Linked DNA regions of Homo sapiens: region 1 is linked to region 2. Evidence: chromatin loops called from intact Hi-C (ENCODE). Cell type or tissue: pancreas. All regions are shown on one strand. Links, peaks and the distances in the headings refer to the core of each region. The heading gives the core; the rest is flanking DNA.

Region 1 (10,420 bases), core at 907-8,906, 140 kb after region 2:
CTGGCTCAAGCAAGTCCTCCCACTTCAGCCTTCTGAGTAGCTGGGACTACAGGTACAGGCGTGTGCCACCATGCCAGCTAATTTTTGACACGATCTCACTATGTTGCCCAGGCTGGTCTTGAACTCCCGGGCTCAGGTGATCCTCCCATCTTGGTCCCCCAAAGTGCTGGGATTACAGGCAGGAGCCACCACACCCAGCTAAAGCTGAATAATTAAGAAACAACCATATAGGCACATTTTCAATATATACAGGTAATCTGTAGACAATCCAATGTCAGAAATAGTCAAAAGTAATTCTGTCTACTTTGCAATTGGGACTGGCTGGGGTGAGGGATGGGGCTGGGTTCAACTGCTTTTTTAAGAAAAAGTCCTTCTGTACAATTTGATTTTCTAAATCATGTGTAGGTATTATCCACTCTTGTTTATCTCTGTATAAAGCCCAACCAAACTCTTCAGTTTAGCATACAAGGCCCCTCACCCACTTCGTCCCTGCACTTCAAATTCCTCAATAGTGAACCTCTCCCCCTTTCCTTGACATGCCATGCTCATGGCAGGATGCCTTGGCTCTGCTTCGTTGACCCTACCCATTTATCTCATCATTTAGATCCCGAGGCCTTTCTCCCCATCATGCTTTGGCCCTTGAGGGCAGTGGGAGCCCCGTGTTGGTGCTTGGCAGACAGCGTGCCAGGAGCGCTGCCGCCTTTCCATGTCTCTCTTAGTCATGTCACCTCTTGTGCATTTCCTCTCCATTTGTCAGCCTGGCTTGCTGGGTCTCACACATTCACTGCATTTTCTCACGGATAATCTAAGAAACAAAAACTGCTCAGTAGTCTACCTAATTCACAATGCATCTTGCTGGTAGAATAATCAAAATGAAATTTAAAAAAGTGAGAGTGGCGAAAAGTATACTTGATAAAATATTGTTTTTTAACCAAAAGATGTGTAAAATAATAAGATTCTAGACTATATTGATTGATATAAAATTTGACCCAGGAAAGTCAAAGTTGGAAGAATTAAAGGCCTATGTACATCTATCACCATGAAAAAAGCTTTATTCAGTACAATTTGGTGTGAACAAAACAAACAGATCAACCAGTGAAACTGGTACTATACAATGCCAAAGGAAGAAAAGAATAGATGGCAAAAATAATTCTGATAACATAAAAGTGAAAGTCAAAAAAATAGGAAACTATTGAATTGCCTTGCATTAGAAAATTGATGAAGGAAATAAATTGGCTCAACAGAGTTTATGCTGGAAAATATTTTCTTAACAGGAAAATATCCCCAGGATGAAGATGATGGGTTTGTAACACCCACTGTGTTCTTCTATTTCTCTGCATTTTTGTTCAAGGCCATCCTTTTGTCTAGAAGATGCTCTTCTGACTTGGCCTCCTCCCAACTTCTACTCACCCCTTGGTGAACTCGTGTCATCTCCTCTATGAAGACTTCCCTGCAACCCAAGGCACCTTCTCTGTACCTTCTTTGCACTCCCACTATCCCTTGCACATCTTTTATGTGGCTTGACTGTGTTGTATTTTTTGTTTTTTTCGAGATACAACTTCCCTCTGTGGCCCAGGCTGGAGTGCAGTGGTGTGATCATAGCTCACTGCAACCTCACACTTGTGGGCTAAAGTGATCCTCCTGCCTCGGCCTCTAAAGTACTGGGATCACAGATGTGAGCCGCTGGGCCTGGCTGATTGTGTTGTATTAAACAGGCATCTGTCTATGGGCTTGAACTCTTCCATGTATCTTGATGTATTTGGTTTTTGATCACCAGTATCCAGCAGATTTTTTGGTTCAATACACATTTGTTCAATATGAGTAAGTTTTGTAAGAGGGGAGAAGAGGAGATGCACAAAGGTGACTAAGATATAGCTCCTGTCCTCAAGAAGTGCGTTCTCTGGCAAGCAGATGGCCAAGGGAAGTTTTAAAAATGGCCACAGTGGGAGGCCATGAGAGGCCCTGTGCCCAGGGACAGTGAGCTCAGAGCTGGCTGAGGGAATCTAGGATTTCTTTCTTAAAAAATACAGTGGGAAGTTGGCCAGATGCAGTGGCTTATGCCTGTAATCCCAGCACTTTGGGAGGCTGAGGTAGGAAGATCACTTGAGGCCAAGCATTTGAGACCAGTCCGGGCAACATAGAGAGACCCCCAACATCTATGTGAGCATGGTGGTGTGTGTCTGAAGGCTTAACTATTTGGGGTCCTGGCAGGTTGAGTCTGCAGTGAGCCATGATCATCACTGAACTCCAGTCTGGGCAACAGAGCAAGACCCTGTCTCAAAAAAAAAAAAAAAAAAAAAAAAAAGAAAAAGAAAAAGAAAAAAAGAAAAGAAAAAAAAGGTTTCTCCCTTGCATGATAACTTTTAAAAAATGAAAAATTTAGACAAAATAGAAAATCACTCATATTTCTATCACATAATGTAACTATTTTTTTAAACTTCTTTCTCTGTAAGTTTTGGGGATTGAAAAAAACTTTTTATTTTGAAATGATTATAAATTCACAGAAAGCTGCAAGAACAGTACAGAGATGTCCTGTGTACCCTTCACTCAATTTTCCCCAATGGGGACATCTTACATGTGTATAATACAGCCTCAAAGCCAGGGAAGTGACATTGGTCCAATCCCCAGATCTTATTCAGATTCCACCAGTTTTACATGGTAGAGCTTTTTGCTAACAGAGTTATAATGGGCTTATATGTGTGGTCCATATCTTATTTCTTGAATTAACTTTATCTCATGCAGCTTTTTAAACATTATTGCATAAATCATTTATAAGGTCTACATAATGAACATTCACCCACCTCAAGTAGCAGTTGGCTAAGTTTGTCCCCCGCTTCTGATGTTTCCATTACTTCCAGTTACACTGTTAGGAACAATGCTTCTGTATTTTATATTCTTCTTATATACATCTATGTTTTATATTCTTAGAATAAATTATCTAAAGAAGAAAGGAAGGAGATACAGGATGATAAATGCTTAAGGGGGCTATGTAATACTTTTTTCTTAAGATAGGAAAGAATTAAACATACATTGGTTTTGGGTCTGACCAAGTACAGAGGGAGCAGTGGAAGATACAGGGGAGAGGTCTTCTGACTGGAAAACACATAGGAGGGGATGGGGACACGGGAGGCTGAGAGCATTCATGTCCTCAATTTTTTACCCTTCCCTGTCTGCAAGCCGTTTGCCATGTAACTTTGGAGTTCTTCCCATAAAAGCACAGTATTTATTTCCCTACTCTGCAGGGCTTGCTTTGGCATGCAGAATGAAGCAAAGGGTCAGTGTGCCAGTTCTGAGCCTAGGCCTCAAGGGGCATTGAGCGTTTCCAGGGCTCTCTCTTGAGCCTCTGTCATAGATATGAAAATGCACCCGAGCCAGCCTGTTGGAGGTGAGAGACCAGGGAGCAGTGCGCGATCTCCCCAGCTGCCTCTGCCAAGGGTGGCCTAGATCAGCCAACAGCCCGCAGCCCCTCACACGTGATGTGTCCAGCCCAAATCAGCAAAGCTGCCTGACTGACCCGAAGCACAGAAGTGGTAAAGTTTATTATTGTATGTCATTGAGGTACAGATGACTTTTCACCTGGGAACTTTGCAGCAGAAGCTGACTGATACATGGTGCTCAGGATAGAGGTAGAGGGAAAGAAGGAAAAGAGGTTTCAGATCTAGGTAAGTCCAGGCATTACAGAAAGAGCTGCTTTTCTGTGGATGTGGTCGTGTTCTTTGCAAAGACTATTTCTTTTCTGCCTCTGATGGTGGGTGGGCAGAGGATGACCATGCATCTTAAATGAGCCACTTAAACTGAGGAATTAAACTCTTTTTTTTTTTTTTAAGATGGAGTCTTGTTCTGTCGCCCATGCTGGAGTGCAGTGGTGTGATCACAGCTCACTGCAAGCTCCACCTCCCAGGTTCAAGCAATTCTCCTGTCTCAGCCTCCCGAGTAGTTGGGACTACAGGCATGCGCCACCACACTCAGCTGATTTCTGTATTTTTAGTAGAGACAGGGTTTCACCATATTGATCAGGCTGGTCTCAACCTCTTGACCTCAGGTGATCCGTCTGCCTCGGCCTCCCAAAGTGCTGGGATTACAGGCGTGAGCCACCACGCCTAGCTAGGAATTAAACTCTTAAAGTTTTCTGTCTCAGCTACCAGGGCCAAGATGTAAGAAAAGGGAAGTTAGACTTTTGTTTAAAGAAAGCATGAGACAGGCCACCCTACGAACCAGGGCTGCCATAGACAGTGATGCAGGCTGTGCCCTGCACAAGGGCTCCTGGCCAAGGGCAGTGTGAGATGCATTCAGTGCAATGAAGCATGGATAGGAAGAACATGTCTGCATCAAAGTGCAACTTATACTCTGTGTACCAAAAAGAGTTTCACTGATAAGAATGAGGGGAAAATAGCACCTACAATTAGATACAGAATTTCCTCAGTATCAAAAAGCTAAGTTGTTTCTTTTCTGAAGCCCTTGATATACAATAAAAATAAATCTTATGCCCCACAGATAACGCTGGTTTAGTTTCGGTATCTTGGTGCCACCAGGAGCTGCGTGCTCTTTTTGAAATGATGAGAGTAGGTAAAAAGTAAGGAGTCTCTCCTGTTTCTCTTTATAGGATGGTTTTCCTGCTCTGTTAAGTGGCGCTCATCCTTCAGCTCCACACTCAAGGGGCAAGGACTCCTGTGGTTAAATATTCTGAGATCAATGCCACAGAGGGAAGCCACTCAAAGGGAAAGTCTTGGGCCTTTGGGTGTGGGGCAGGACTTTCTCGAGTTCCCGTGAGTCAGAGAGTCTCAGGAAGGGAAGGATCAGCAGAGTCATTCGGACCACCCTTTCATTTAACAAATGAGGAAAAAGAAGCCAGAGGGGGAAGGGACTGGCCCAGGGTCACGTAGCTCATAAACGACACAGCGGCAATGAAAACCCAGAGACTTTCACTTCTCTCCCTTCATTCTTTTTCTTCCATTCTCATCAAACCCGAAGAACAGGAATGGATGGTTGTTATAATACTGGTCCAGGAGGAGAGGCTTTAAATCAGAGTCCAAGGCAAAGTCCCTTTCAGAAAGCTCTGCTGGCCTGAGAGCCTTCCTCAATGCTTTGCCCACACGGCGCTGCACGATGCTGCCACGGCACCTCATGCCTCAGTGTGCTCTGGTTATATCTCAGGTCCCCCTGACCAGGAGAAATCTCCTGGAACAGTCAGAGACAGGTCACACCTCAGGCCGAACGCCCTGGGCCCAGGGTTAGGATTCACAGAATTGCGTGCTGAAACCTCCCAACAGTGGTTGAACTCTGGGTTCTGACACATGAGTGGATCAGGACCAACTGGGTCTAGATTTCTAAAATGCCTTCTGAAATGCTGCTTTTCCAGCAGTGGCAGAGAGCAGGGTGAGCAGTGAGGAGAATATAGGGAGGGGAAGACTGTGCTCTCAGACACCAGGACAGCCAGCCCAAATACACACCAGAGCCTGGGCCCAGTGGGTTCTAGTCCTGCCCTGTGTAACTTGCTGTGCAGCTTTGGGCAGATCCCCTCCCCTATCTGGTCCATGGCCTCCCAATCTGTGACATGAAGGCGTGGACCGGATGGTCACTGAGGCCCCTCCCAGCTTGGCCATATGTCCAGCCTTGAACCACGTGTAGACTCAAAGCAATTAGCCAAGAAGAGGAGTCTCCAGACAATTCCTCTTGCTCCACCCTGCCTCTGTGTCTGGTTCCTCTCCTGGCAGTTTCTATTTTCTGCTCTGTCTGGACAGAAGGGCTTGCTTGGCTCTGTCTGTCTTCCAGCCTTCCCTAGGAAATTGTCTTTGCTTGGAGCACAATGACGCACAGGGGTGCCCCCTGCCGCTCAGCTCTGTGCCATGGGCTTCCAAGGGCTACAGAACAATGGGGTGGAGGGGGAGCCTTTGGGTCAAAGTCTTGGGCAGCTGCCAGGCAGAAGGGAAGTGCAGAGGCTGGCCCTGGTGCAGGGTCACAGAGATCTCCCTTCTCTCTCTGCACTGTCTCCTTGGCCTGAGTAAGCAGAAGGTCCTGGATGCTGCAGCCACAGAGGCGGGAGGCAGAACAGCAGAGACCTGAGAAGGATAGGAGTGACTCTTCAAGAATGAGGTCTGGAGACCAGAGCAGGAAGCCCTCAGAATAGAGAGAACATGGGCAAGGTGGTCAGCAGGCTGGTGGGCAGCCCCGCTCAGATCCCTCCCCTAGAGCAGAATGGTTACAAAACCTGGGTATGGGGGCCTATTCTGGAGTGGCCTGGCCCAAACAGCAAATTGTTGTGAACCCCCATATTTTAACTTAAAAATCCAGTGCCTGTCACATGATGGACGCTCAGTAAATGTTTACTGAATTAATGTGAATCCTGCATTCTACTGCATCATCTGTATAATTCCTGATTTTCGGGCTCTTGAGGGCTTCTCGTACCCCTAGCTCACTGCCTTGTACCCTCTGAGAAGCAGGGCTGGGATGGAGAGAGTTCTGCGTGTGTTGTCGGGCACCCTGAGCCATCGCTGGGCCAAGCCATTGCACCTGCCAGGGCCCTGGTTTTCCCATCTGTGAGACAGGATAGAGAGGCAGGACCGCAGGCCTCAGCCAGCTCGGGAATGGCAACTGCTGGCACTCCAGTGTGCATCAGTATGTCTGAGATAGCCGGCGAACGGAGCACTGGGGCAATGTTTGAAGGGCAACTGAGCCTCACTAGGGTGAAGCTTGTGCCAAAGCAGCAGGAAAGCGTGTTCCATACTCTGTGCCACCTCTGATTGCGTCTTGAATATTCCATGCTTTTATGTTTCTGGGTATGACCAGAAGCTTGGAAAAAGTTCCTTGCATTGTGACCCACATGTATATCTGTGTTAAAAAAAAATGCTGAAGTCTGCATCATGCTTTTCAGATTTGTTAATTCATTTGATTATTCATTCGTTTATTCATTCATTCCAAAAACATTCATTGAACACCACAATGTGGCAGATGGTAGGGTCCCTCATTGGGAGGAGACACTCAGTGAAATAAACAGACAATTACACTGCAATGCACGAAGTGCTATAATGATGGCATGAACAAAGTGTTTAGGATGGTTTGCAATGGCACTCACCTTTTCCTCTGGAGCACAGAGTGTGTCCATGTGCTCATCACCATCACTCTCTGAAGAGGGGACAGTGTCTATGGAGGAGGACCCTGAGGCTCAGAGAGGTTAAGTGACTCACACAAGATCACACAGTCCTTATCTTCCGATGCTAAACCCAGTGCTCAAGGGATTACTTTGTATGTTACCCCACAGCTATGGATATAATGTTATGACTCACCTCCTTTTGGGGTTCTTTTAGTGAATCACTGTTGCTTTATTAAGTCTCTTTTGTCCTGCTAAAAAAAAAAAATTGTGAAACTATCTGCTTGACCACTTTCTTTATAAAACTGGTCGGTCTGATGGGCTTGTGTTAACCTTTAAGAAAATGAAAATATTTTAAGATTTTCTTTTTTGGCCCTATCTTGGGCTGGACAGTCATTCCCATCTCTTCCCTCCACAGACAGCCATGGTCTTTAGACCATCCAGGAGAAACCTCCCTAGGTTTGTGAGCTGTTGGGATCATTGTTACCACTGTGGGTCCCTTTTCAGCCTCCTATGTATCAAACTGACTTTGCTTTCCTTTCAACCTTCCAGAAATTAGACCCACAAAACATAGAGATGGGTCACATAAGTCAAAACGGAGGCAGAGGCTGGTGAAACCCTTTACCCTCTGACAACAGTGTTCTTCAGGATTCTTGAGAACAGGTGAACACATTTGAATTGAGCCCTGACTTTGCTCTGTGACTCTGTCCCTGTCCTTGAACCTCTCTGAGCTTCCATGAGCTCATCTGGCATACAGATATATCAACAGTCACACAGATCACAAAAAGATGCCAGGGTTTACAAAGCAATTCGTAAAAAGTGACCTCCTTGATGAATGGAGGGTGCCCAGCAGGCTTCTTTAGGGTGTGTGAGCAAGGCAGCATGAATATTGGAAAGAGTCTGGACTTTGAAGTGAGAAGATCCAACTTCAGACTCTGACGCTGCCTTTTACGAGCTATGTGACTTTGAGCAAGTTTCCAACAGCCCTAAGACTCAGCAGCATAACTAGGATGATGATGGCACCTTCCCCATCCACCTTACCCCCAAGTTGTTAAGAGAATGAAAGCAGCTGAAGCCCTGCTAACCAGGCAATCTGGGCTGCATGCTGGTCAGTGCCAGGACCAGGGTTGAGTTTCTCCTTCAGCAACCGCAGTCCTCCCAGAGGATGGGAGTCTTGTGTGCTTCAGACAATAAGATCCTGCCAAGACAAGAAAAGGAAGCTGACAATTTCTCACTTCTTTCAGCTGTCTCTCGAGCTCCCTCCACAGGCCCACATCACCCCACTAGCCTTCTACACTCCCAAAACACTTTTCAGAAGGGCTTGTCTCCCTTCCTTCTGGCACAGCACCAATGCTCTGTCTAGTCTGGAGGTGGACTTGCTGCTTCACACTCTAGAAAATGCGGGGCTGTTGAGTGACAGTGGCACCCACCACGGGAGTCCCACTTTTTTACCCTACAAAGCTTATCTGGGCGGATGCCAGGTTCCTAGGTTTGGGTTCCCTCCACTATGAGGGGCTCAGCCCACTTGGAGTCAAAAGGAAACAGCCCAGCTACCGACTTGCATAGGAGACCCTCTGGGAAGGTTTGCTGGTGGAAAGACCACTCTGGCTGCTCCTCGAGTGTTGCCGGGGTGTACTCTGCTCTGCCTGCAGGCCTCCCCAGCCCAGGAGGACCCATTCCACCTGTTGGAGATTTGCTGGCTACCTCCAGGTGGCCAACGAGGGTGTGGCAACTTCACAAATAAGGAAAACCAGGATAAGAGGCAATGTTTGCCTCTGTGAAACAAGTTTGCGATAGTTTTGTGATAATTCTGATTAGGCTGTTCCAAAACCATTGTTTTGCCAACAGCAGCTCTCCTCCATTTTTTTCTTTCTTTCTTTTTTTCTTTTTAGAAATCAAAGGCCATGACTGTTCACCTTTCCTTTGAAGTATTATGTCTATTTGCTTATTTGATTCAGATAGGTTGAGAACCATATGGCTCTCCTTTTTAAGTAAAATTTTCCTTCTTTAAGCCACCGATCCATAGGAAACAAACATCTGTGGAATAAAACAAAGTACACCATACAATGAATATTGACTAAATAGAAAATAGGCATTCATATTTGAAGGCAAGATACATAAGTTATATCAGTAATCATTGACCATAAGCTGACTGTCAACATAACCTGAGGTGGTAAATGCTCCACCAGTGCTCAGGTTGTCTCTAGAAATTCCATCAGGTCTTCTAGGAGGATGGCATTTTCTGTGTGGTATAACCATTCTTAAAAATATTTAACATAAGTACCCACATAATGTTTTTCTGACATATATTGCAAAAATAATTTTGGGAGAAAATCCATAAGCATGTCACATAATATTATACAGAATACAGTTGAGAAAAGTTGCCTACAAGAGCAAAAGCAAAGGCAGATTTTGTGGGTTCCAGGTACCAGGGTACACATCTAGCCCAGCTTAGGACAGTGGAAGACAGTCAGAAATGTCCAGACCCCTGCCAAATTATTGAAGACTTGAGCTCTGAGGGTCTGCAAACCTGTGGAAGATGTCCCCTTCCACTGGAGGGAATGACAAGGCCAGAGCAATCAGTTCAAGCAGCTCCCCACACCTCGGGTTTCTGCCTATAATTCAAACCACAGGAGAGACACAGCTTCACTTGTTCTCTTTCCTCACTTTTGTTCTCATCTGAGAGGGCACTGAAACCCTCAGCCTTCCTTCAGTCAGTCCGGTACACAGCTGGACCTGACTCAAAAGGCTATCAGTCTGTCTCACACTCCAACACCAAGGATAGCCACTGATTGAATACTTCAGTGACAAAGAACTCAGTGTTCTGGGCAACCATCTATTTTATTTTCACATCACTCAAAATAGTTGGTCCTTATATTGAGCTAAAATTGGCCTCCCTGAAATTTTAGCCGTTGGTTCCAATTTCTTGCTGGGAAGCTATGCAGAATACAGTGTATGCCTTCTTTCACATGACTGCCCTTACAAATGGATGAGGATAGGTCTCAGGCCAAAGCATCCAGTTCCTTCAACTTAGGGAAGAGTGTTTATTAGTGATCTGGGGGATTTGGGCCCCACTCCAGAATCCTATTAAAACTGTGGATCATCTCCCCAGAAAGATGCACACACATCTGCATACACCCCCATTTGCAAACATCCTTCCCCTTCTGAGCCCACCCATGGATCTCTTTAAATGCCAGTGGACCCTCGGTAGGCACTTTGCATTGGAACTCTAAAACCAGATGCCGGAGGTGGAAGGGAACTTAACGGCCCAATCTCCTCACTTCAGAGATAAGGACTCCGTCTGTAGGCACTTTGCTCCTGGCTTGCTGGCCC
Region 2 (10,420 bases), core at 1,392-9,391:
GGATGTATCAAAATTAATTGCAGACATATTTTCTGGAACAACTAAAACAGGACCAGAAAAAATTAAAAAAATAAGGAGCTCTAAGTGACTATAATTTGATAAAATCTGGGCTTCTCTTTGTTTGCCAGATAACTGAAATATCCATCTTTATTTCATTGGATTGCAAAGGAACTGTCATTATGCAAATAATGCTCAGAATGGTTCAGATAGTGAGTGAGCCTGCACCCTTACTTCTTGGTTGACCTAACAAGTTTCTTTTATTTTTATTGTAAAATATATCTAACATAAAATTTGCTATTTTAACCATTTAAATGTACAATCTGATGTCATTAATAATTACATCAGCAATGTTGTGCAACATATTGCCACTACCTATTTCTAGATTTTTCACCATTCCAAACAGAAACTCTGTAACCATTAAGCAATAACTCCCCAGTGCTCCCTTTCCTCCCCCAACTTCTGGTGTATTAGTCGGTTCTCACACTGCTAATAAAGACATACTCGAGAATGGGTAATTTATAAAGAAAAAGAAGTTTAATGGACTCACAGTTCCACATGGATGGGAAGGCCTCACATGGTAGAAGGCGAAGGAGCAAAGGCATGTCTTACATGGCAGCAGGCAAGAGAGCTTGTGTAGGGGAACTGCCCTTTATAAAACCATCAGATTTCATGAGACTTATTCACTATCACAAGAACAGCAGGGGAAAAAGCCCACCCCCATGATTCAATTACCTCCCACCAAGTCCCTCCCACAGCATGTGGGGATTATGGGAGCTACAGTTCAAGATGAGATTCAGGTGGGGACACAGCAAACCATATTACCTGGTAACCTTGAATCTACTTTCTAAGACAAATTTCTTAACCCTACTAAATCTCAATTTTCTTGCCTCTAAAAGAAGGATAATACAGGATTTCTAGGATAATTAAATGAGAAAAATCCAGGCACCTAGCCCAAATTTAGCTTAAAGCTTTAGTTGTTTTTACGTATTTTTGTTAGCAGATTGCAGTAATCATTTCTAAAGGAACAGAAAAAAAATAATAAGGGCAATTAAAACAGGGCAGTGAAGAGCCAATGAAACATCTAATTATACCTTCTCATTTTAGGCACAAGGAAAGTGAAACCCAAAAGGGAGGGTAAAATGAAGGCAAGTCTTCCAGTGTTATCCTTCATGGTTCTATGAAATAAGACGTGTATTTTTGTTGTGGTTATAAAAAAAAGTTTAATATGCAAATACATCAATAATGCATGTGAACCAAGCACTTTAAAAACTATAGCAGAAGTCACTTTTTGTTGGATACACAGCAAAAATATATACAAAAAGTTAATAGCAGTTATCTTTATATCATAAGGACATAACAATTTCTTGCAATTTCCTTAACTTTTAAAAGAAACTTTTACTGAGGTATGATTTACATAAAATATTCCCACTCTTAAGTGTATGATTTAATGATTTTTTAGTAAGTTTATAAAACTGTACAACCATCCCACAATACACAAAGATCCCATGTATTGATTTGCAGTCAATCTCCATTTCCATCCCAGCCACTGGTAACCACTGGTCTACTTTCTGTCTCTGTAGATCTGCCTTTTAACTGGACATTTTATATTATGAAATCATACAGTATGTGGTCTTTTGCATCTGGCTTCTTTAACCTAGCATAATGTTTTGCATTTAAGGTTTGTCAATGCTATAGCAACTGTCAAGAGTTATTCCTTTTTACTGCTAAATGAATTTCATTGTATGGATATACCATATTTATCCATTCACTAATTGATAGACATTTGAATTGTTTCCAGTTTTTGGTTATTATGAATGATGCTGTTAAGAATATTTGCATACAAGTCTTTGGGTGGATATATGTCTTCATTTCTCAAGTATATACCTAAGAGTGGAATTTCTGAGTCATATGGTAAAGTTATGTATAACTTCTCAAGAAATTACCACACTGTCTTCCATAGTACTGCTTTTACATTCTCACTAGCAATGTATGATGGCAAGGGTACCAGTTTCTCCACATCTCCACTAATACTTGTTATTGTCTTTTTATTATCTGTCTTTTTTATTATAGCCATTTTAATGGGTGTGAAGTTGTATCTCATTGTGGCTTTAATTTATGTTGCTCAAATGACTAATGGTGTTGACTGTCTGTGATAGTAGCTGTTCATGCCTTTGGTAAAATGTTTATTCCAATATTTTGCCCATTTTAAAAATTGAATTGTCTTATTGAGTTGTAAGAGTTCTTTATATATTCTATATCTATTTTCTCTAAGATTGTGGTTTGTCTTTTCAATTTTTTATTCATGTTTTTGACATGCAAAAAATTTTAATTTTAATGAAGCGCAGTTTATCAATGTTGTCTTCTATGGATTGTGCTTTCTTTCCTAATCCAAAGTCACTAAGAGTTTAGACCTAATTTTTTTTCTAAAAGTTTTATAGTTTTAGCTTTTACATTTAGGTCTATGATTCATTTTGAGTTAATTCCTCATGTATATGAAGGGTCTAACAATGTTTTGTGCATGAATACCCAGTTATCTCAGTATTTATTGAAAAGACTATCCCTTTCCTATAAATTGCTTTGGCACCTTTGTGAAATATCAACTGACATTAATTTCTGGACTCTTAATTTTATCCCATTGATATATGTCTTTTCTTATCCCAGTATCACACTATGTGATAACTAGCATTAGAGCAGTAGTTCTCAGCCAGGGGGTGACTTTGCCCTTCCTCCCTTCAGGGACATTTGGCAATGTCTGGAAACATTTTTGATTGTCATGACTGGGGGTAGGGGGTGATTCTGGCATCTAGTGGGGTAGAATTCAGGTACTTCTTTTTCCTGAAAGTAGGCCACTGTTTCCTGTTTCTTTGCATATCTTGTAATTTTTTGTTGAAAACTGGACATTTTAGATAACATTATTGTAGAACTCTGGGTTCTGATCTCATCTCTGTGACCCAGGGAGGTGGTAGTTGTTGCAACTGCTGTTCTCTTTGTTTAGTGATTGGTGTAGACTAATTCTTTGGAGGCTCTTTTCCCCATGTTGCACAGTCATTGATGTCTTTGCTTAGTTTTGTATTTCTAAAATCTTGTTTATATTTTTTAAGCCTGGCTTCCTAGGAGTCAGCCCTCTGTCAGTATAGTTTAGTGGTCAACAAGTGATTTGTCAGAGGTTGTACCCAAATACCTTTGACTAGGAAGGGCTTCTGCGTGTTGTCAGTGGATCCGTGTGTAAGCTGGAGAACACATTCAAAGTTTATGCAGTTTACAAGTCTTCCCAGCTTTTACTTCACCCAAGGCCTTATGTCTAAGGTCTCACATTTAGTCAGGAATGTTCAGAGGTAGCTAGGGCTTTCTCTGGTTTCTCTTAAATTGTGCTCAACCTTGCTCTTGCGTTCATCCTTCCATGCCACCAGAGATGTGTGGCAAGTACACTATGGCTGTTTCATTCCGTGAATCTCCCTGTTAGTTTCTGGCTTGTCTGTCAATCTCTTGCTTGCCCCAACCAGAACCTCAGGCTAACTGCACTGGCCTTTCCTATTCATTTGCTACTGAGATTCCTTTCATTTCTAACAATGCCCAGGAGCACGGAGTTTTTCTGCATTCTACTCCAAATCAGGTAACCCTCACAGCCTGTCCTGCCCTGATAGAGCTGCCATGCTGATGGAGCTGGAAGGGGATGAGAGCAGCTCTGGGCTAAAACATCACAGACACACTGTTCTTTCCTGGTTCAGGAGTTTTTCTTGGATAAATACTTCTCATTTTGTTGTATGCCTTTGGTCAATTTCCAGAATCCTGAATGGTTCGAGTTTTTTAATTGTCCATTTTATTCCTTTTGAGGGAAATGATTTGCTGAGCTTCTCACTCTGCCATTTGCCATTCCAGAAATGAATAGATAGATGTGTATATAGATACCTTTATTCATATTCTTTATAAGTTCCTCTACAAATTTCAGCCTTTATTTTTATTTTTGAGACAGAGTTTTGTTCTTGTTGCCCAGGCTGGAGTGCAATGGCGCGATCTTGGCTCACCGCAACCTCCACCTCCCAGGTTCGAGCAATTCTGCCTCAGCCTCCTGAGTAGCTGGGATTACAGGCATGCACCACCACAGCTGGCTAATTTTGCACTTTTAGTAGAGACAGGGTTTCTCCATGTTGGTCAGGCTGGTCTCGAACTCCCGACCTTAGGTGATCCGCCCACCTCGGCCTCCCAAAGTGCTGGGATTACCGCCCACCTCGGCCTCCCAAAGTGCTGGGATTACAGCAGTGAGGCACTGTGACCGGCCTATTTTCAGCCTTCTTAAAGCTTTACTCTTCCCATCTGAAAGGCCTTTATCCAATTCCAGCAAAGCCCTGCACATCTTTCCTATTCTCACAAGACTAAAAGCTTTCACAGAACCTTTCCTGATTTCCCAAACTTTGAGTGATTCTTCCATGTTTGTACATCCATAGTTAGTTCATAACTTCTACAACTCTTCACATTCTGCCTTATAATAATCATTTGTGGACATGTCTTTACCTCTTCTATTAGGTTATCAGGTGCTTAAGGATGTAGACAGTATCCTAGTCATCTTTTTATTCCTCTTGACAACAAATTTACTGAATAAACACCCTAGTTCTCAGAGGCCGATACTCTTTCCACCAGGCCAGGCTGCCTCATTTAAGGGTGATTGTAGTCCATTACTCTTGATTCTGAGTTTTCTATCAATAAAAGCTTTATCAAAACCATACACACTAAGAAAAGTCTACGCCTTATAAAAAAGATGGCACGTATTGCTTTCTTTTTCTGCAAATGTAGAAAATACACAGCAAACAATGATTCACAGAGTGTCGGGAGGGCCTAGTGTCAGGGATCCTTAATTAGTAAGGAATCCAAAATTGTAGTCCTTGGTCTTCCCCTGACTGGTTGTAAGGCCTTAGGCAAGTTATTCAACTTCTCTGGACCTCAGTTTATTTTCTGTAAAACGGAACTGGACTAGAACATTGGAATGTAATTCATGAGATCATTAATATAGTTATTCCACACATTTTTTGAGCTTTCACCTACTGTTTGCCAGAAGCTTTCATAGGCTTCAAAATATATATAGAAATCAAAATAAAATCTGTACCCTCAAACAGGACTGGCTTGCTTAATATTGTGGCTTTCAGTATTATATGGGTAGAGTACGATCCTAATCAAGCTTAACATAGATTCGGGAGGGAGGAGGATAATGAGGAAAGTAACTGACACTGGAACTGAATTTTAAGAGTTAATTGAATTTGAAAACAAGGGGAAAGGGAGCTATTTGATAAGGCAAAGATACTTGACGAAGGGGCCAGGACTATGAGATCCAAAGCACAGGTAGGAAGATTGGCCTTGAACTTGAACAAGGACATCCATTTTACTGAGAGCTATAAGACAGCCCTCTCCTGTAGCTCTTAAAGGCCTTGAGTGGGGGTCCAACAGGGGCACCTACCAAGATCCCCAAGAGTGATTCTCCCTTTTAAATTCAGCGTTCAGTCCTCCCCCAGTACCAAAGAGCCCATAAGATGCAAAAGTGAATGTTACTTAAAAAGAGGTTAAGGGACTCCCCTGGGAATAGCTTTCAAAAATACTTATCACTCATCAAAACTTCGAATGACTCAAAATGAATTTGGTGTGGGCTCAGCATTTTGAAGCAGTTCAGCAGTAAGAGTCTAGAAATTTTTGCCACTAGAGGGCAGTAGTATGTTTCTCCCCTCCCTCTCCTCCCTCTCCTCCCTCTCCTCCGTCTCCCCTCTCCCCTGTCCGCTCTCCCCTCTCTCCCTCGCCTCTCCCTCCCTCCCATTGTTAGCTGATTGAAGCCTGGGAGGCTGGAGATACAGTGAAACACCTTGCTTAAGTTTGTCAATACACCCTGCCTCTGACTGACGGTAGGATGCCAAGGTTCTTGGTTGTTCAGGCAAGCCTACTATACCAGCAGCCTGCTGGGGCCTCCACTGGAACCAAGTCAGTGATGAAACGTTCTACAAACAGAAGACTAAAAAGACTTTCCCCTTTCCTTTAAAACGTGACTGCCTTCTTTTAAAGACATTGAGCTAATAGTTAAGAGTTATTAGAAGATGAAAAATGTAATCTCGTGACAGAAGAGAATCCTAGAAAAATTCCGATTTGAACCCTATGAATAATTTTAGCTCATGTAGAACAATAGGTGTGTTGTGGAATAGTTTATTTCCTGACATAAATTGTAGTTGTCCATAGTTGTTAGGACATAACTCTGCCTAAGTCCTTTTGAAATTATTTTTCTTTAAACATTTATTGAATATATATGTACCAAAAACTGTGTGAGGCACTGGAGATCCAGAGCCAACCATGACATCGAACCTCTGGAGCCTCCAAGCCGGAAGAGGATGATGGGCAAGCCGAAGGTTATGTTTTGCTAGTAAAGGTGTGTACCAAATGCCACTAGAGTGTAGAAGGAAGATGAGTCAGGGAACAGGGGAAGTGAGTTTACCTAATTTAAGGGTGAGGTTTGGGGGCTGGAATTGAACCTTTTGAAGTAGGGAAGAGCTACGTGGTGATGAAGAGAGAGTGGTGAGAAATTTGTAACTTGAGCTTTCAGAGAGGAATTACCCATTTGAAATTTGAGCAATGAGAAATTTGTAGGTTGTGATAGGAGTCTAGCTGCAACAAATGAGGGAAAGACATTCTAGGAAAAGGAGTCATTGACGCACGAAGGCAAGGAGGGCACTGCAGTTTACAGCACCCAGTCCTTCTGGGCAGGGCTGCCAAAGGGTTACCACAATGCACGACCCATTCAAAGAAGAGCAAGAGGCTGGAGCAGAATGAGCTAGGGGAAGGTAGAAGAGGAGACCAGCAAAGTAACAGGGTCCCATCTTGGAAGACCCTGTGTAGTCCCTTGTCAAGAGTTTGACTTTTGGCCAGGCGCAGTGGCTCACGCCTGTAATCCCAGCACTTTGGAGGCTGAGTGGGAGGATCACTTGAGCCCAGCAGTTCGAGAACAGCCTGGGCAACACGACAAAACCCTGTCACTACTAAAACTACAAAAAAATTAGCCAGGTGTAATGCACACCTGGAGTCTCAGCTACTGGGGAGGCTGAGGTGGGAGAAGCCTGGGAGGTCAAGGCTGTAGTGAGCCTTGATCGTGCCACTGCACTCCAGCCTGGGCGACAGAGTGAGACCCTGTCTCAGAAAAAAAAATTTTTGACTTTTACACCAAGTAAAATAGAAGCCCCAGGAGACTGAGCACAGTTGTGACATGATCTGCTCTGTTTTCAAAGGGTCACTCTGGCTTCTGTGTGGAAAACAGATGGTAGGGGAGCCATGATGGGAGAAGGGACACCAGTTTGGAGGCTACTGAAATAATTCAGGTGAGGAATGCTGGTGACTCAGACCAGTGATGAGGGAGAACAACTATGGTCTATATTTTGAAGGTAAAGTTGACGCAATTGATTATGGGCATGAAAAAGAAAAGGTTTGACTCCAGTGTGTTTGATCTGAGCTATTGGAAGAATGCAGTGACCATTTTTGAATGGAGAAGATTAAGATCTAGGAGGGGTGCAATGATGAATTTGTTCTTGAACATGTTAAATTTTCATTTCTTATTAAACATCTGCCTGTTTACTGAGAGTAAGTAGTTAACTATGTGAACCTGGAATTCAGGAGAGGTCTGGGCTGGAGATACAAATTTGGACATTTGTCAAGGTATATATAGCCTGTAGACTTGAGATCCCTTAGGGTAAGCCACTTAGAGGTTGAGAAAAGAAATCACCCAAGGGCTGAGCCCTGAGGCCATCCAGTGTTTAGAGGTCTGTGGGATAAGAAGGGAGCAGAGAAGACCAGAGAGAGCCAAGGGACTCGGGGGGAAACCCCAGAAACCAAGGAGAAGGGAGTGAGCCACTGATGGATTAAGTAAAATGAGTCCTGAGAATTGGATTGGGTTTGGCAACATGGTGATGATTGGTGATCTTGACAAAAACTGTTCTGTAGAATAAGGGGGCAGAAGCCAGCTCAGAGGAAGTTCAAGAGGAAATGGAAGAAGAGGTAGAGACAATGAGTGTAAACAACCCTTTATAGGAGTTTCACTTGCGATGAGGAGCATAAAAACAGGTGGTAGCCAGGCATTAGAGATAGAGGATCAAGAAGAGATTTTCTTTTGGAGGGCAATATTACAATCTGTTTCTCTTCTGATGGGAATACTCCCTCAGAGAGGAAAAGTTTGGTATTGCAGGAGAGAGGATAATTGCAGGAACCATGTCCTTAGGTAGGCGGTAGGCGTGGCCTCGCCGGAGTGTTTGGACAGTTCCCTCATTGTAACCGGAGGGAAGCTGAGCACCGGGAAGAGAAGCAGGTAGTACGAGGAGCAGCACAGGGGAGTCCTCTTCTGATTGCTTCTATTTTCTCAACGAAATAGGAAGTAAGATTATTAAGAGTGGGAATAGGGGAGAAGATGTTGGCATTTAAGGCAAAAGAACTTGAGAAAAAGGATAAGAAATAGTTTTATAGGAAAGTGGCAGTCTGAAGGATAGGGAAACTGCCTGTTTTATTTTCTGTCAAACTGGACTAATAATGTTACCTGTGGACTCTCTACCAACCCCCCCGACTGAGGACAACTTGAAAAGCCAAATAAATCTTAAAACGAGGCTTAGTGCAGTAGCTCACACCTGTAATCCCAGCACTTTGGGAGGCCGAGGCAAGCGTATCACCTGAGGTCAGGAGTTCAAGACCAGCCTGACCAACATGACAAAACCCCATTTCTACTAAAAATACAAAATTAGCACGGCATGGTGGCACGCGCCTGTAATCCCAGCTATTTGGGAGGCTGAGGCAGGAGAATTGCTTGAACCCAGGAGGCAGAGGTTGCAGTGAGCCAAGATTGCACGACTGCACTCTAGCCTGGGCAACAAGAGCAAAACTGTATCTCAAAAAGAAAAAAAAAAAAGAAAAAGAAAGAAAAAGAAAAAAAATCTTAAAAAGAAAAATCTTTTAAAAGCATTGAAGAACCAAAAGCCTAGTGAAGGATGACCAGACCAAAATCTAGGAGGAATGAACCCAAAGAAGTAAACTGCCCAGCATTCCAGGCTACCTTGACCTGAAGGCGTTTGTTAATAAGGAAGAAACATCCAGGACACTGAGTTCCTCAACTGTGCCTGGAGGGGAGCATCGAAATCAGCCACCCACCTGCACTCCCAGTCCTTTTAGGCTCACCTTCAATTCATATGTCTATGGGATGCTCTAGGAAGAGGAACAAGGCAGAGCCTCTGCCTTATAATCTGCTGGGTTTGAGGAAGGAGAAGCCAGGCAGTTGTCCCTGGAGATTGGGTTGTTTGTTTTATCTTATCCGCCTTAGGAAGCAGAAAGCAGTATGGTAAAAGGAGAGGACCCCCGATGAGGAAGGAAAAGAAGGCTGTGTATGGTAGCTCACGCCTGTAACTCAGCACTTCAGGAGGCTGTGGTGGGAGGACTGCTTGAGGCCAGGAGTTTGAGACCAGCCTGGACAGCATAGTGAGACCCTGATTCTACAAAAAATAATAAATTAGCCAAGCGTGGTGGCTCACACCTATAGTCCTAGCTACTCCGAAGGCCGAGGCAGGAGAATTGCTTGAGCTATAACTTCAGCTGCAGTGAGCTATGATCATGCCTCTGCACTCCAGCCTAGGCAACAGACTGAGACCTTGTCTCTAAAAATGAAGAAGATAGACGCAGAATGGGAGCAGCAGTAGGGTCGTTCAGGGATTCTTCATGCAGAACTCCAACCACAGCACAGTTCTGCTAACTTCTGGGAGCAGGGAGCTACAGAGAGCAGCAGTCCCCACCTAGCACCCCAAGATCGTATATGCGATACTGCACTTCAGAGGTCCCCTGTCCTCACAGGGAGGTATCAGCTTAGCCCCTCCACATTGTTCTAGCCTCATCACCCACCACTTCCTGCTTCCCAGCTCACACTGTTCCAGCACCAAAATGGGTAGGTGGCTCAATTGGCTGATGGGGAAGAGAAATAGACTGGGCCACGGGAGCCAGAGGGACAAAGAATGTACACATGTGGGGTGTACATGCAAATGGAGAAGGGGGAAGATGTGAAGCTGGCATTGTTTGTAAGAGTGCAAGGATCTATGGGTACATGTGTCACTGTGTGACCAGTGAGAGGGGTTATATATCATAGGGGTTACTGTCTGGGTGGCCCCTAGCCCTCTCTGCTGGAGTCCCACCCCACTTGACTATGCAGCCAAGCTAACATAATGGAGACCAGCAGAAAGCCCTGCACTCCTGGGCTTAGCAAAAGGCACTTCAGGTGAGAAAGAGCAGCCAGCTGAGCCCTGTAGGGCCAAAGCATCACCCACCTCCTATTCCCAGTCAAGGCAGGCGGCATCACTGAGGAGACAGCCTGCTGAGGCTTTGGACTGTCAGTGTTCTTCAGGGCAAGGAGCAAAAACCAACTCTGGCTACT

Evidence for each region. A loop is a pair of places that touch in the nucleus more often than their neighbours do. Peaks named below come from ENCODE experiments on the same cell type or tissue, not always from the same donor. Only the 100,000 strongest peaks of a DNase experiment are listed, where the experiment ranks them.
Region 1: a loop joins it to region 2, with 2.9 times the contacts of the local background. A loop is called at or near these places in 49 of 110 quality-filtered maps.

What each region holds. Positions count from the first base shown.
Region 1 is chr1:117,666,384-117,676,803 of GRCh38, forward strand. No RefSeq gene overlaps it. Among named protein-coding and RNA genes, the nearest start is that of TENT5C, 66 kb to the left of the region's middle. In pancreas, for the core only: no CTCF peak of the experiment used is centred there; a DNase peak (open chromatin) is centred at 5,898; H3K27ac peaks cover 1,324 bases.
Region 2 is chr1:117,529,492-117,539,911 of GRCh38, forward strand. No RefSeq gene overlaps it. Among named protein-coding and RNA genes, the nearest start is that of TENT5C-DT, 71 kb to the right of the region's middle. RefSeq lists silencers at 5,585-5,654, 5,675-5,914. In pancreas, for the core only: CTCF peaks have their summits at 5,674 (motif pointing right) and 8,164; a DNase peak (open chromatin) is centred at 8,270.